2 separate regions of the Homo sapiens genome follow, and region 1 is linked to region 2. Evidence: read pairs that join two places in POLR2A ChIA-PET (ENCODE). Cell type or tissue: B cell. All regions are shown on one strand. Each heading gives the region's core, and the rest is flanking DNA. Links, peaks and the distances in the headings are about the cores only.

Region 1 (5,370 bases), core at 68-5,067, 79 kb before region 2:
TAATGCCATAGAAAGGTGAAGGTGATATTGTTAAAATTTTTTAAAAGCTTCAAAATAATACAAATAGTACATGTTACTTCCAAAGGAAATATAGATATATAGATAGAAAAAGGCAAGAAATTCAATAATAAATTGCTAATAGGATTATCTCTGAGTAATGATGCCGTCGTGGGTAATTTTTAAAAATCTTTTCAATGAACTGTATTTTCTAAATTGTTCTTCTAATGAACAATACATTACTCTATTTACAAGGAAAAGTTTTTGTTCCTCCCCACTACTTAGTCATAGCAAAATAATCAAAAAATAAGAGAAAGGAATATTATAGTGCTATTAATATTCATATTATTTATATTATAAAATATTAGGAACAACTATAGGTCAAACTATGATCAAATGGCTGTGTAAATTGCATATCTACTTGATGGAATACTGTGATTCCATAAGAAAAAATTTATAAAAACCTTTTATGGAAAAAACCCACCTGCCTATATCTGTACTGTGCATGAAACCACACATACGGGCAAAAGCAGGAAGAGACTTTGCAGACATAAAAACCAGGTAAGTTTTGGGAGTCAGGTGATTGCAAGATTTTTTTTTCTTTCATTGACACTTAGCTAATTTTGAGCCATATTTTTAAATGTGTGTCTTTTCAGTTACTTGAAACCTCTTCTCCCACCTCCCATCCTTTCCAAACCTCCTCCAAGCCAATTTTCCAGTTGGTTTAAAAGAAATCATTAGGGTGACCCCCACTCCCACTTTCTGGAACCTCAGGCAGAGCTCCTGTGGTTCCTCCCTAGCACCAATGTGTCAGGAATCTGCCTGCGTCCAAGCCCTGACTTCCAGAACCGGCAACCCCACAGCTCCCTTTGACCAGTCCTGACTATCTCTGGTCAAAAAGATCCTAGCCGTATAGGTTGCTAGAGAGTCCACTGTTTTATCAGGCATTTGTGACTTATTTACGAAACCAACTTTTTTCCTTCAGTTGTTAGGAGCCACTCCGTCATCTGCTGCTGGATTTTAATCTAGGCCTCTAATATCTTTGGCGACATCCAGTTTATCCTGAGTTTTCGGAGGGACTGGTGGCCACTGCTTCTCAGGACTTCCTGGAGGACTCAGAGATTTCCTGGCCAGGATCTGACCTCCTTCAGGATTGACAGGACAATTGTGGAGCCCCAGTCTCTGAAAACCTCCAACAAGAGAAGAAAACACCGGTCTCCAGGGAGAGAGCAAAGGGCTTAACGAAACGATCCCCTCTCCAATGCCCCTTCTCCCTGAGATTCTGCAGATCTAGGGAAGTGCAGGTGTCCAGCCTGTGGGTGTCAGAATGGCTGGGGAGATATTTCCCCCACAGGGACAGTCAGTCACATTGGTCACCTACATGAGGGTATGGGCAGAAATCACAGAGTCCTCACCTGGGTCCACTTACCTGGTGCAACAGGACTTATTTTCAAATCATCAAGGCCAAAAAGCGATCGGAATGAGAAGGGGGCTTCAACAGCAGGCGGATCATTTTCCCCCATGGTGACTATTTCAGGACCTCTGACATCCGGCTCCGCCTCCACCTCTACCTCCTTAGCCGAGGAAGAACAGAAAGCATTTGTTCCCCTATTTATACTTGTAGCATCAGGTGCATCTTGGTCATACGGTAAATCTTTGAAATTCGACAGTCCACACAAAGCGCATTCAGTATCGATTAACCAAAAACAGTCATCTGGTGAGAATGCATTTTCGTCTGAGCTACAGCAGATAACAGAAAAGCTTCTAGAATTAGCAAAAAAAAAAAAAAAAAAAAAGTATGAACTTAATTCTGCTAAGACAATGACTTTCCCATTGTTTGTCCAACCAATCTTCAAATCGATTGCTTTAGAGGGACTCCCTCTCACCATTTAGAAGTTGCCATATTGCTATTGTTCAGAAGATAAATTACTCTCAAAGCCCTTTCCATTGCTTTTTTGCGATTGTTTTCACCTGTCCCACATAAACGCAATTCTTTCCCTGTGCGTGTGGTACACCTACCATAAGCATAAGTAGTTTCGGTACTCACATAATTCCCGAGTCCCAAAAATGTAGATGGCACCACGGAAGAGATAGTAGGCCACAGTGTTACTGGCTTCCCATAAACACAGCCCTTTCCTGGCTCACACGGGCATGACCTAATTAAGAACGAAAGTACCCGAGCCGTCCGGTGCCCGGTCCTTCCCCCACATAGCAAAGTGGGGAGTGGCTTTGGACCAACGGCTTGCATCAAAATAACCCCGGGGCTGTGTTTCCTACGAAAGAATTCCACCTATCACAATGCCAAGGAGACCAGAGACCTTTCTAAGTCATTCCCTGTAACTCTGAGAGGGCGGAGGAAGCAGGGAAATAGCAGAAGATTCCCAATTAAATTCTAGTTCCCTCTCCCAGATATCAGGCATGGCTGCTCTGGGAACCTGCTTCCTCCAAGGGCTAAAATCCACAGGGGCTCCAGCAGGCACATCAGCACAGACACTCAGATCATCCGCTTTCATTCCCTTTGTGACTACCTGTTGTAACGTTTGAAATTCCAAAGGGATCTAGTAAGCCATTTGAAGCAACCCGTGTTTCCCAAGATCATAGTAAAATCTAAACAAGAGTTCTGTGCCAAAAATGTTCATTTCATTTCTATCGCAAGAAGAGCTTGAAAGAGTAACTTAGAAAAGCAAGAAGTTCATGTTGGGCCATTTTCTGGCTTTCATTCTTGCTGATACCTCTGTTTATTATCAGCATGTAGCAAATTACATCGTTTATCCATATAAAAAGAATAAGTGGGCAAATGGCTTCTGAAAGATGGAACCTGGGTGAGAACATCCCCTCCCAAACAGGCTGTGGTTGGCAAGCTGTACAACACTGAGAAGTGTTGAGAAGCATCTTCTCTCCTCACACCCATTTTACTCACCATTTCTGGAGCTGCCATCATTAAAAGCAGAAATAATTTCCTTTTTCATTATAAAAACAAGTGTGATGGTAAGCAGGCCGCCAACAGGTTAGTCCAATCGGGGAATATTTTCCCCAAGTCACTCAGCCTTGTCGACTCAATCATCGCAGCAAATGGCATTATCGCGGGCATCTGTGTAACCCAAGCTGCCGTGGGCCTATCAAATAGCCCTTGGTGGTATGGCTGCAGAGACCAGGGAGGGAAAAATGTGGCTTCCCTTTAATTAGTCAGTAAGGTGAGCAAACCTTTTCAGAAGCTTTGCATCAGGGAGTGATCGGAACACAGCCGCTCCTTTTACTTGAAAGAAGGGGTAGGCTCTGCCCAGTGCTGAGCATGTGACCGTCAAGAGGGCAGACATACTCTCTGGTGGGGGTTTCTGTCCCTCCCTGTAACTGAGCCCCCAAGTTCAATTCTGCAGCTACTCCTGCAGACAAAAGATGGGGAGCCTGAAGATGCTCATCACAGCCTGCGCTCCACAAAAGACACGTCATGTTTCCTTCCTCGGAGGCCTCTGCATCCCAAGAGGCTTCTGCACACAGCACTGCTTAAAGGGGTTTAACCGCTGCTGTGGGGACCAGAGCGCTGAGCATCTTTGAAGGGCTGAATTTACCATTGTGGATGGCAACTCGCAAATCCATGCATTTATTCAGCAAATATTTAGCAAGCATCTGCCATGGGCCAGACTCTAGACACAGTGCAGCCAGCAAGAAAAACAAAGTGCTCCCATGGGGCCCCAGATGTTAAGCGCTAGGAAGAGATTAGGCCGGGGAGGGTCTGAGAGAGATGAGGGCAGAGTGGTACAGGACGGCCTCTAGGGAGAGTGTTGTTTCAGCAGGGACCTTGATGATGTTTTAGTAGAGACCTTGGTGACCAGTGAAGTGAGTCTTGTGAAATTCCTCCAAGGAGGGCGACCACCAGCTCCAAAGCCTGGAATAGGGGCCACGCTGGAGTGTTTGAGGAACCCCAAGAGGGGCCGTGAGCCTAGAAAGCAGGGAACAGGGAATAGCCGATGGCAGATCCCAAGGCCCAGGGGCATGGGAAGGGCTCTGGTTTGCCTTTGATGTGTGGAAAGCCTTGGGCGATCTCAATGGGGCAAATTTGGGTTGACAGGCAGGGCATAGAGTGGGGTAAGGATGGGGGGACACAAGGACAGCCACAAGGAGGCTGCACCTCATGGGCCACAAGGGCCATGACTCGGCACGAGTGGTGATGACGGTGAGGACTGGCTGCCTGAGGTTGATTTTGAAGGCAGAATTGGCAGGATGTGCTGACGGCAAACGCCTGAGAGATGCGTCCAGGCAGTCCTTGATTAAGACAGTCTTACTTTCTCCGTCCCAGTAGGTACCTGCCCACACACCTGTCAGTGCCTTTGGGTGTGATCTATGGTCTCCTTCAAGCTCACACATCTCTCCTTCACCTATTTCCTGACTACTCTTTCTGGTCCCTCAACGAATGTTTGCCCTCAAAGGCAATGACAGGAAATTTAACATGTCATTCTTTCTTTGCTTTTACCTGTGTGTTATAGGAGATGCTCCCCGCTGGAGTACAGCTCTGGCGGGACAGAGTCTGGAATGCACTTTCACTCCTAAGACCCCGCCGTGCCCAGCACAGCCATGTGTGTGTGACAGGGGCTCTGTCTGCATAGAAGAGCTGATCATAAACCCTGGGGGGACAAATAACACCAAATCGACATACAATAACCAACTACGAGGGCATGTTAACACGTGTGTCAGATGTAGGTCAAAGGTCAAGCCAGCTCCCCACGGGGTAGCAGGGAGAGGCCCTACAAGGGTGGCTGGTCTTCCTTGCTGTAAAATATCCTCTCAGAAAGTTTACCGACAAATCAATTCCACTGAGCTCAAACTAAAATTTTGAGGAACCAAACAAATAAGCTTATCTGGGGCCCAGCGCGTGATAGTTACGCAGCCAGTGCCATGAGCAGACTTGGTTTCAGGGCATGAGCGCCTTATCCTATCCTGATGTCTCCTGGGAGCCCCATGAAGCTTTAGTAACGATTTGCAAACAGCTTGAGTTACAGGCACATTCTCTTCAGTAAGTGAGGGAGGAAACTGGTAGACTCTTCCCTGATGGGCTTGGAAGATAACTTTTCAAGTTAGGAAGGCAGGATGAAGCTAGATGTAGGCATCTTCTGGCCTACACAAATAAGATTTTTTTAAGAGAAATGCATAGAAGCATTTTTCATTTTAATATGTTATAAACATAACACAATTGCTCAAAACAGGGTTTATTATTTAGAAGAGAAAAATATACTTGAGTAGAGACTATATTTCATACCCAAATCTACTTTTTCCCTCTGGGTCACAAGCTTTCTCTATTTGCAGACTTTCAAATTCAAGATAAATCATTTGATTGTGGAATTATTTCATCTTTTGAATTCCTCAAAGAAAAAGGAT
Region 2 (5,370 bases), core at 198-5,197:
CAGAAAGAAAGGATAATAAAGACGTTTATTTGCATTTGTCAATCAACTTAACATACAGCTGAGAAAGAAAGACTAAAAACCCTCTAATAAAGATTGTTAACTGACAGAAGCATTTTGTTTTTGTTTATTTTTTGAGACAGGGTCTCGCTCTGCCACCCAGGCTGGAGAGCAGTGGCGCGATCTCCACTCACTGCAACTGCCACTTTCTGGACTCAAGCAATCCTCCTGCCTCAGCCTCTCAAGTAGCTGGAACTAGATACACACAGCACTGCACCCGGCTAACGACAGAAGCATTCTTATGATACGATCTCCTCTCGGCTCACTTCATCTTAGTCCTGGAGGTCTGACTGTCTAGTTTCTTCTTCTTCAGAATTAATGTTTCCTGAAAAGAAAAGAGAAACATGAGTATATCTCATATTTACTTTGTTCTATTTTTAAAGCCTTTATTCACTAACAGATCTTTTGCCGAAAAAAATTATTGTAACTATTAAGCATTCATCAGTCAAAAATTGAATGTTAAATTTTATCTCATATGCACTTCAACAGTTTTTTCTTTTGGTACCCGACATAAAATAAGCAAAATACGTACTCAAAGTAAATGCTAAGACAAGACTATCCATGTAACATCAGTAATTCTCTTATGCCTGCACACCTGTCCAAAACAGCCAGCTTTGTGGCTAAAACATGTAATTGCTTGGCTATTAATTTAAAAGAAAAGCAGGCCGGGCGCAGTGGCTCATGCCTGTAATCCCAGCACTTTGGGAGGCCAAGGCAGGCGGATCACTTGAGGTCAGGAGTTCGAGACCAGCCCGGCCAACATGGTGAAACCCCGTCTCAACTAAAAATACAAAAATTAGCTGGGCATGGTGGTACATGCCTGTCAACCCAGTTACTTGGGAGGCTGAGGCAAGAGAATCGCTTGAACCCCGTGGCAGAGGTTTCAGTGAGCCGAGGTCACGCCATTGCACTTCAGCCTGAGCAACAGAGCAAGATTCCATCTTAAAAAAAAAAAAAAAAAAAGCAGAAATTTGCCACATTCTTATAAGACGCTATATTTAAATGTTTTGTGAAAGGTAGAGCTATTTTTTATTATTAATTAAACTCTATAACTTTCACTGTTGGGTATATTAAAGAAGAAATTAGCAGGGTAAATCTCCAATGTAATGTGGGATTCATGATGAATACATGCTGAACTTGCATTATTTTGATAAATGTTCTGCCGACTAAGCCTATTTTGTATTACTCCCTTTTCACTTAGGGCCCTCCTGACACTGTGGCCTGGGTGACCCTTTGCTGGGGGCTGTTCTGTGCCCTGCAGGGTATTCAGCACCGTCCCCGGCCTCCACCCAGGAAGATGCCAGCAGCACCTCCCTCACCAGCCTCCCAAGTCTCCAGACATTGCCAAATGTCCCCTGGAGCCCCAAAACCACTGAGTTAAGGGGGTGTTCCCTCTGTCCAAGGCTGGTGCATGAACCCACAGTCTCAGACGCCCGCTGGTACTGGGCATCGTCCACTCGGCCCCATCTCTCCCAGTCCGGTTTTCAGGATTCCTCCTGCTCCATCCCCTCCGTTATCTCCCCCACCAAGTTTCTGGGGCCTCCTGCCTTGCCTGGCTCCAGGGCACCCATCCTCATTGCCCCAGAGAAGCTCAGAGAGCAAGCCTGATACAGGCAATCCCCACAGCTCCCAGAGGTCCCGCCTACTGGGCTCAGGATCAAGTTCAAAGGCCATCTGGTTCCAAGGGAAAGGGGCCACCTCCCCACCCCCACACTCTTCTGCTGTCAGACTCTGCTCTCTGCCTGGAATTTCCTTCCTGGTTTCACCCATTCCTTGCCACCTCCCTCCCAGCTAACCCGGAGTTTCCTGGTCCTGCCCCAGGTGAGTCATCACCTCTCCTGGGTACATGGTAACACGTCCCTGTCACTGCAGGGAACTCACTGATTCCTTTATTCCAGCTTCCCATTAGGTGCTAGAGGGCGAGAGCCCAGCCCCTCACTCCCACACTGCCTATCAAACCCAGTGTCTCCCCCTCCAGCTGTGCTCCACAGTGACTAAGGACTGACATCTGTGGGCACAGCTAGATGCTGCTGTAACACTGTGCATACTCTAGCCACTCAGTCCTAACAGAATCCTGTGGACTCCCTACCTACCAGGGCTCACTCTATCCACCCTCCCTGTGCAAGTCAGAGAAGCAGAGACGATGCTCACTTGTAAAGCCAGGTTTCCACCTGACCCCACGTCCCACCTCAGCACTGCGTCACTGGGTGCATTGCTACAGCGCTCAGGGGAATTACCGATCACGAAAGTCTATGCCAGCGCTCAGGGGAATTACCGATCACGAAAGTCTATGTGTGCTTCAAGCATCTAAGAGAAAACTGCTTTATGTGATTTCATTATTTCAGGTATTATTTTCAAAGGAATGGGAAGTATATTCTTAATTTACAACAGAGACAAACTAAGTGGAATGGGACTGCAGACCCCGTGCCTGAGGCCGCCGTGCCCAGGCTGTTCCCAGATGGCCCTTTCCCTCACAAGCACGACACCCTCTTTCAGTCAGATGTGAAAAGTGCGTTAAGGGAAGCGAGTCCTCTCTCCAGACTTTCTGCAAGTGCCCACAAGCACTTGGGGAAAGATTTTTAAAGATTCCAGGAGCCTGAGGCTTCAGTCAGTCAGAACTGAGGTCAAATCCCTGCCCTATGAGCTGGCAGAGGCAGAAGTTTCTAGATTAATCTTACATCCAAACCCATTGAAAAAGAGCTAGTTCCCGACACCACTAGTCTGAAACCATACTCCTGTTAGTCAGCCCTGCTAAAAATCATGCAAATCCCAGCACTTTGGGAGGCCGAGGCGGGCCTCCTGTGTGAGGTCAGGAGTTTGAGACCAGTCTGTCCAACACGGTGAAACCCACCTCTACTAAAAATACAAAAAAATTAGCCGGGCATGGTGGCATGCACCTGTAATCCCAGCTACTTGGGATGCTGAGGCAGGGGAATTGCTTGAACCAGTGAGGTGGAGGTTGCAGTGAGCCAAGATCGCACCACTGTACTCCAGCCTGGGTGACATAGCAAGACTCCATCTCAAAAAAAAAAAAAAAATCATGCAACAGAAGAAAGCCAGGCTCTGCATGTCTGACAGGGCTCTCCAGCCTGGGGTCGGTCCTCCTGTGACAACGCGCATGGGCACCGCTGCACACCCAGGCCTCTCCCACTGCAGCCAGGCTTGCAGGAGGGCCTGCCAGGGAGCAACGTTCTGAGATGGCTCCAGTGAGCGCTCACAGGGGGCCCCCTAAGCCTTCCTCGAGTCCCTGGGGCCCAGCTGAAGGCAGGCCTTGGTGAAGGGAAGGGGAATCCCACTGTTCGTGGCCCCTAAGTGCGGGCCCTCGCCCCACTTCCCTGCGCAGGGACCTCACCCTCATCCATGTCATAGCGGAACTCCTCCTGGTCATACTCCCGGCTCTCTTCCCGGAGGACGTCTGCATCTTCATCTCCAGGCCTCATGTCCATCTCACCCTCGAAGCCCTCCAGCAGAGCCTGGGCCTCCTCCCCGGGTTCTCCTGCACCTGAGATAAAACACAAGTCAGAAGCCTGAGTTCCTGGGAAAAATGGAGCCTGCAGACCTGTGCAGGGCAGCTGTCCCCTGGGCTGCCGTGCCCCCACCCTCCCCCTCCCACTGGCAGCACCTCATGTTCCCCATCTCAACATCCACCCAGCCCAGCCTAGGCCTGGCCAGGGGAGCAGCCCAGTCCCCACTGTAGTCAGTGGCTTGGGGATGGGAGCAGGTAGTCTGATAACTTTCATTCCTGAGGGTGTTGATGAGACTCTTGAGAAAGAGAAGTCCCCTGGGGTTCCTGAGAGTGCCAGCCAGGGGAGCCAGCAGAGAGGAGAGCTGGGACAGAGGGCAGAGGCTGCCCGGCCATTCTGGGGGCTGTCCCGGAGCTTCCCAGTCACATGAGCCAAGAAATTCTTAGCAGCATGAGTATTCTTTCACGGAGGCCAATCGGAGTTGGCTTTCCTCCGCTTGCCATGGAAGGGATCTCACCCGGGGTAGCCACCTTCAACTTTCCCCAGCACATTAAGGACTTCCAGAAAGACCACTGGGTTGGACATGGAGGTGCCACACGGACCCTTCTTCAGGGAAGGGCTGTCCCCTCAGCTGCTGTCAGTGCCAGCCCGGGGTCACACCCACATTCACTCACTGACCTAGGTGAGGGGATAAGGGTCCCCGAGACGCCACAGTGCTCCCCATGGAATGAAGCAAGGTTGTGGAGGCCACACCTCCGCCTCTGTCCAATCAACTCTGTTTCTTTCCTCTCCCCTCCGCTCTCCGGGAGTGTCCTCCAATCCCAAAGGCTCTCCCTAATAACATCCCGCACACTCAACTGACCCAGCATCTGATTTTCAGAGAGTCCAACCACACCTGGCCTGAAAACAGGATGTCCACAACTCCCACAGCCCAAAGGCGCCCACACCCTCCATCCCACAGCCTGGGGATGCCCCACACCCTCTGTCCCACAGCCCGGGGGATGCCCCACACCCTCTGTCCCACAGCCCGGGGGTGCCCCACACCCTCTGCCCCCTCCACCCCACAGCCCGGGGATGCCCCACACCCTCTGCCCCCTCCACTCCACAGCCCGGGGATGCCCCACACCCTCTGCCCCCTCCACCCCACAGCCCGGGGATGCCCCACACCCTCTGACCCCTCCACCCCACAGCCCGGGGATGCCCCACACCCTCTGTCCCACAGCCCGGGGGTGCCCCACACCCTCTGCCCCCTCCACCCCACAGCCCGGGGGTGCCCCACACTCTCAGCTCCTGGAGCGTCTTGGCCAGGTCCATCCGTAGAGGTCGGCTTTTTGGGGAGAGTTGGTGTCCACAGGGCCAATTCAGTGATTTGGGTAGCTTTCCATTTTGGAACAACAGTTACTAATTCTTCCTCCTCTTCCTCTTCTCCTCTTTCCTATTTTAAGTGCAAAAATGTACATTTACCAACATTTGTGTCATCTTGGTCTGGAATATTAAAAGTGAGGGAGGAAGGACAAGTTTTGAAAGACAGGTTTTGGCTTGTGTTTCAGCCTTTTTAGGACGTCACTCAGGAATCAGACCAGTTGCTGACTATCCATGGTATAATCTCAGGGTTGAGAATGGATCTTGAAAGAGCCAGGGTGAGGAATAAAGTCTCCAGAGCAATGCTGGGCCAGCGAGCTTTATAATGGGTGCCACAAAAGGCTTTCAGATGAGCATGTCGCAGTCGCCTGCAATAGCTAAGACATGGCCAGGACTAAGTGGCCAGAACTGAGTGACCAGGAGTAAGTGGTCTTTTCAATTGTTCGGCCACATTTTGCAACTCTAATATAAAAAATCGTGTATTATA

Evidence for each region. Peaks named below come from ENCODE experiments on the same cell type or tissue, not always from the same donor. Only the 100,000 strongest peaks of a DNase experiment are listed, where the experiment ranks them.
Region 1: POLR2A ChIA-PET joins it to region 2 with 5 read pairs; 2 of 35 experiments call an interaction of 5 or more read pairs at or near these places.

The regions. Positions count from the first base shown.
Region 1 is chr21:42,393,898-42,399,267 of GRCh38, forward strand. TMPRSS3 (transmembrane serine protease 3) reads right to left here and starts at 2,155. Exons shown (of 13, transcript NM_001256317.3): 1 at 2,045-2,155; 2 at 1,427-1,571. The coding sequence starts at 1,520. RefSeq lists an enhancer at 248-1,447. In B cell, for the core only: no CTCF peak of the experiment used is centred there; no DNase peak of the experiment used is centred there.
Region 2 is chr21:42,472,489-42,477,858 of GRCh38, forward strand. It overlaps RSPH1 (radial spoke head component 1), which reads right to left. Exons shown (of 9, transcript NM_080860.4): 7 at 4,803-4,956; 8 at 3,410-3,559; 9 at 1-382. The coding sequence ends at 330. Among named protein-coding and RNA genes, the nearest start is that of RSPH1, 21 kb to the right of the region's middle. RefSeq lists an enhancer at 4,221-4,300. In B cell, for the core only: no CTCF peak of the experiment used is centred there; DNase peaks (open chromatin) are centred at 2,253, 3,373, 3,753 and 4,593; H3K27me3 peaks cover 1,562 bases.